Linked DNA regions of Mus musculus: region 2 is linked to region 1. A link is a loop called in an ENCODE intact Hi-C map of the cell type or tissue named here. Cell type or tissue: left cerebral cortex. All regions are shown on one strand. Links, peaks and the distances in the headings refer to the core of each region. The heading gives the core; the rest is flanking DNA. Region 1 overlaps Usp29 (ubiquitin specific peptidase 29). Region 2 overlaps Usp29 (ubiquitin specific peptidase 29).

Evidence for each region. Hi-C counts contacts between places; a loop is a spot of excess contacts. Peaks named below come from ENCODE experiments on the same cell type or tissue, not always from the same donor. Only the 100,000 strongest peaks of a DNase experiment are listed, where the experiment ranks them.
Region 2: a loop joins it to region 1, with 2.0 times the contacts of the local background. A loop is called at or near these places in 3 of 42 quality-filtered maps.

What each region holds. Positions count from the first base shown.
Region 1 is chr7:6,827,884-6,830,804 of GRCm38, reverse strand. The region is part of intron 2 of Usp29 (ubiquitin specific peptidase 29); the gene reads right to left. Among named protein-coding and RNA genes, the nearest start is that of Mir3099, 26 kb to the right of the region's middle. In left cerebral cortex, for the core only: no CTCF peak of the experiment used is centred there; a DNase peak (open chromatin) is centred at 1,430.
Region 2 is chr7:6,889,677-6,892,597 of GRCm38, reverse strand. The region is part of intron 2 of Usp29 (ubiquitin specific peptidase 29); the gene reads right to left. Among named protein-coding and RNA genes, the nearest start is that of Zim3, 86 kb to the left of the region's middle. In left cerebral cortex, for the core only: no CTCF peak of the experiment used is centred there; a DNase peak (open chromatin) is centred at 1,199.

The DNA.
Region 1 (2,921 bases), core at 247-2,746:
TCCAGAAGCCCCAGGCTTGATTACCAGCACCCACGAGCCAGGCCTCCACCTTCTGCACTGCTCTCGATGTCCTTATCGTCCAAGCCCCTACAGAACATCCCACTGAGGTCTCAACACTCAATGATTCTTCTAGCCCAGAGTTCCAGAGTCCTTCCACAATCCTCCTCAAAACAGTCAGGTCTGTCGCAGCAATACTACACTATGCTGGTATCACTTTGTCTTAGGGTTTCTATTGCTACAATGGAACACCATGACCAAAAAGCAAGTTGGGGAGGAAAGAGCTTACTTGGCTTACACTTCCATCATTGGAGGAACTCAGCACAGAAATTCAAGCAGGGCTGGAACCTGGAGGCAGGATCTGATACCTTTTTCTGGTTTCCTGGGGGTACTGAATACATGTCCACAGACATTCATGCAGACAAAAGCACTTATACACATAAAATAAAAATAAATATCTTTTAAGTGCATACTACTGTTGCAGAGGACCTACATTTGACTCTCAGGCAGCTCATAACCATATATCTGCAGCTCCTAGGGGATCCAATGTCTCTGAACTCCGAAGCCATGAACACTTACGCACACACATACTCGTGCACACAGACCTACACATACACACAGTTAAGAGTAAAATTGAAAAAGAAAAACTGTTACGTTTCAAGGGCTGAAGATGTAGCTCAGTTGGTGGAGTGCTTGTCAGCATACATACAGCTTTGGGTTCAAGCCCCAGCACCATGGAAACTAGACATGGTGGCACATATGGGTAATCTCAGTGCTCAGGAGGTATAAGCAGGCAAATGAGGAAGTTCAAGTTTAGCCTCTGCCACTTACAAGTTTGAGTTCAGCCTGGACTACATGAGACCTTACCTCAAAACAAAAACAAAACAAAACAGGAAGCTATCTGGAAAAAGAAATGGGAATCTGTGGAGATTCTTATAAGTATTTCTTTACATATGCCCTGTCTGGATCCTGTGTGAGGAAAACTCAAAGGCTTGGCATGCAGAGAGACAGAGCCCAACAAGGAGATGGGTTTGGAAATACAACATGAATTCCCAGCATGGATGAGGGGCATCACTGGGGAGACAGGGGCACAGACTGTCCAAGAGTATTGAAATATGTCTAAGTGCACATGATGAAGGCTGAAGCAACACGTCTTCCCAGTTGAGCATTAAATGCCTGCTCTCTGGGTAAGGAAGATGGGGAGCAGTTGATGTCACACATAGGAGCTGCATGTATTCTTGTGGGATCTAGTTAGACTCAGTTAGTCCTAGGGAGGATCTATGGGGGATCTCTTGCAAAGCTGTCATTCAAAGATGTCCATGAAGAGTCTTAAGACATTTCACACAGGCCTGGGCTTTAGTTGCAGGTTGGAACCTTCTCTACACCCACGTAGCTGCTCTGATTTTCTTTCTCTCTCTCTCTCAGAACAATTACCTGGTCCAGGGAGCTGAAAAGGCTCAGGCTGTTGCTATGGAGACAGAAGCTGGTCCAGGGGAAAGGGAGGGACGACAGAGGAAGCCTCTGGACTAGAATTTTCCAGGCTCTGATATATTGGAGAGATTTTGGATGTTAGGAGGTGCAGGGGAGGGAATGGAGGGCTTGGAAAATGTGGTCTTTCAAATGCCAGGAAAATATACTTTTGATGCATAATAAAGATTTGTTGAAAGAAGGAGTGGGGATGCAGAGAGCTGGTAGAATGCTTGCCTAGCATGCAGGAGGCCCTAGGTTTGATCCCACAGTATCACATAAACTGAATGTGATTACGCACATGTGCAATCTTATCACACGGGGCGTGGAGGCAGGAGAATAGGAATTTAAGGTCATTATCAGTTACATAGAAGTTCAAGGCTAGTCTGGGCTATGTTAGACATTATTACAAACAAACTAATAAACAAAGAAATAGCTCCAGTCGACAGATGGAGTCCTGTGAGATGTTTCTCCCCTTTACAGGATGGGTAAATGTTGTCAACCTCTCCTTTACTTTTAGATAGGGTCTCACTGTATATCCAAAGCTGACCTTGAACTCACAATCTTCCTGCCTCAGCCCAAAGAAGGCTATGATGACAAGCATGGGCAACCACACCTAGCATGCATCACCATTTGACCCAGGTACAGCTGCATCAATCCAGGCTTTTTTGTGGCTTGCTTTGTTACAGAAAATCAAAGCAACAATACAAAGATGGACACACTTAAAGGAATAAGACAATTCCACCCAAAGGTGCCAAGAGCTGAGCAAGAAGTTGGCTGCCAGAGTCTGTCCCTAGTCTGTCTGTTGATGGCCTGAGAACTATTTCTATGGACACCTACAATTCTTGGTCTTTAGTCTGCAATATTGTGGTCAACTGTAAATATATACATGGCTCTCAACTTATAATAAATAGCCTATTTACATTATTTAAAACAAAACAACTTTGCAAAGGTACAAAATGGAATCAGAGTAGAAATTGTGCTTCAAGCTTTTAATTTTTATCTTTCCTAGGTTCTACCCTCTGAGCAAAATAGCTGCCATCTTTGTCAGATCAACTGTTTCTATCAGCAACAGATGTCACAAATAGGCCTGTGAACTGTTGTCTCCTTTCCTTAGAGAAAGATGATGCTGAGAGAGTCATTGGATCCTCCCAGGACACTCCAGCCACTCCTGCCAGATTTTAGTGTGCAGTTCTGCCCTAACTACATGTAGCCTCATTGAGTATATATACCTTGGGGAAAATTAGTTAGGTAGGGTGTCTATGTATGTGGTTACAGGGAAATCATCTGATCGGCTGAGTGGGAGCTTTCCAGTGTGGCTGCTTTGGGGTTGCCCACATTCTGTAGGTGAGCCTGAGGAACTTTGGTGGAATCTTAGTTTGGCTTGACATGTGGCCTCACCAGGAGGGAGTAGATGGAGCTCGTATCTCCCCAGGGAAAGAAATCTCCCAACAGCT
Region 2 (2,921 bases), core at 223-2,722, 62 kb before region 1:
TCCAGCAATGTCAGTGGCTGCATAGTTTGCAGTTTGGGGCTTTTTAGTTTCTGTTAAAACAAACAAACAAACTCCAGGATCTCACATAGTCTAGAGCAATCTTATATTCGATATATAGCTTTCAACTTGTGATCCTCTTGCCTCTACCTTTGGAGTGCTCAGATCACAAGTGTGTGTCACTTGGCCTCATTTTGATAACAAATGTTCAACAAAAGGAAGAACACTGATAGAGGGTCTCACTATGTGCAGCCCATGCTGACCTGAAACAATTAGCCCAGAATTGCTTCAAACTCACGATCTTCCTCCCTGAGCCTTTTGAGTTATGGAACAACAGGCTTGTGTGTGTGTGTGTATGTGTGTGTGTGTGTGTGTGTGTGTGTGTGTGTGTTAATAAATGATCTTGGTGATAGTGCAGTCAATAACATGTTCAATCCTCAGAACCCATGTTGTAAAAGAAGCTGAATGTGGTAGTATACTCGTAGGATTTTAGCACTGGGAGGTAGAATCCGAGGCATCCTTGAGGACCACTGTCCAGGCAGTCTAGTCTAGTCGGTCAGTTCAATGCCAGCGAGAGACCCCATCTTAACAAAACCAAAGAGCTGCGGATGCGACTTAGAGAAAAACTGCTTATTATTTAATTGTGAAGACTGGGCTTTAGATCCCAGAACCCATGTGCAAAGGCAGAGCGTAGGCTGCCAAGATGGCTCAGCTGGTAACACACGTGCTCCCATGATCACATGAGTATGAAACCCAGGATCTTCATGGTAGAGGGAGAGGGCTGACTTCAGCAAGCTGTCCTGTCTTCCACATGTATGCTTTAGCATGCTCAAGCATGTGTTCGTGAACATGAGTGCATGCACACACACATACACACACACACACTCACACACATTCTTAACGAAGCCTTGAAACAAGATTTTTATAAACGATTTTCATGCATTGTATAAGTAGAGCCTAATTCTAGCACTCAGGAAAACCTATAACCCCAGGTAACATGATTTTATGTTTTGGGAACCGTTAAACAAACACTGCACAATGTCGTTAATTTGCCCCATAAATATTTATTGAACATCTACCATGTACTAGATGAGGTTTGAGACCATCAAGCCCAGGAGTATCTTAGAGCTTGGACATGGTGGGTTTCTGTGTTTTTCTTTCTCTGGTCCTTCCTCCCACACTCGTGCAGTTTCCATGGTAACAACCTGAAGTGGCTTCCCTTTCCTTCTCCTCACAACAGGTTGGAGCCACCCAGGAAATCTGGCAGCTAGAATAGGAGAGTGTCAGCTTAGGAAAGGGGGTAGACCATTGCTCTATTATACTTTTAGTTCTGAATAGCTTTTGTTTATTTCTTTATTCCTAATTGGAGTCTTTGCAGATGTATGAAAAGGCACAGGCCTGACAGTTAGCTTGCTTAGGGTTGCTGATTTCCAGGGTCAGCATTAGCTTCTTTCTGAGATCTCTCTGCCCCTCTTGCAGGAGGGTGTCTCTTTGTGTCCTCTTTTCTTCTGTGTGTCTAAGTTCTGTGTCTAAATCCTGTCTGGGTCTAAATTCCACCCCCAGCCCCACTTTTAATTATGTTATTTTCAGAAAGGTTCCCACATAGTTCAGGCTATCCTTAAACTAATTATGTAGCTTGGGATGGCATTGAACTTCTAAACCTCCTACCTCCACTGCCCAGGTGCTGGGATTACTAGTGTGAGCCGCCACTCCCAGATTGGCCATTTGTATAAGGACATCAGTTGTATTCAACAATGCTCCGTCTTAACTTAATTACATCTGCATCAGTCTTATTTTCCCCAAACAGTCACATTCTGAGTAAGGGGATGCTGTAGCTCTCCCATATATGGATATTAAGGCAACCCAATCAACTCATAACGTTGTAAGAGGTTTCTTCAAATTCTCATTGAAAATAAAGCTTTCTGGGCTGAAGAGATAGCTCAGTGAAGTACTTGACGTACAGTCACAAGGACCTGAGTTTGACATCGCCCCCCCCCCAAGAACTCACATTAAAAAAAAAAAAAGAGTCAGGCAACATAGCATGTGCTTACAGCCTCAGTGCCAGATGTGAAAATGCCTGAGACTCCCAGCACTGTATAAACAGGGCATGGCCATACACACCAGAAATCCCAGTACTCTGAGGTACAACAAGACTATGCAGCTAGGCATGTCCTCAGACTCACAGATCCTCCTGTCTCTCTCAAGTGCCACCTCATCATGAACCACTGGAAACATATGTAAAGTGGATTTGCAAAGAAAACCTTTTCAAAAAGGAACCGCCAGCTATTTCCCAGATATCCAAATTTATGGCAAAGAGGGGCATGAGTGAATCTATCAGAGGCCACTTGTTGGAGGGGATATTTTTTCTATTTCTGTGTAGTCTCTGACACCATTGGCCATCTGACCAGTGGTGGAGTTCTGAGGAGAGAAATGGAGGCCAGAAGAAAGGCTGTGAGGAGCTAGTGTTCTGTGCATGGAGACACTAGAGTTTAACTGAGGGGGACCTTGAACTTCTGATCCTTCTACCCTAAGACCCCAAGTGCTGGTATGGAGAAGCATGTACCAACACACTCAGTTCATACCAGTGCAGGGACCCGAACCCAGGCTCTTATGTATGCTAAACAACAATCGACCAATGGAACCATACCCAACCTCATGAGGGCTAGCTAGTAACGGTGCTTCGGAGTCTGAAAAGGTAGACATGCAGGAAAATCGCATGTTTTCTACTATCAGGTTTTGGTTTTTTTTGTTGTTTGTTTTTTGTTTTTGTTGTTGTTGTTGTTGTTTTTTGGGGGGTTTTTTGTTTTGTTTTGTTTTTTTGGTTTGTTTTTTTTTTTTTTTTAATTTGTAATTCCAACTTGCCTGATGACTGGCAAATGAAAGTTGCTTAGATTGAAGGCTAAAACCACTTAAAGATTGCAATA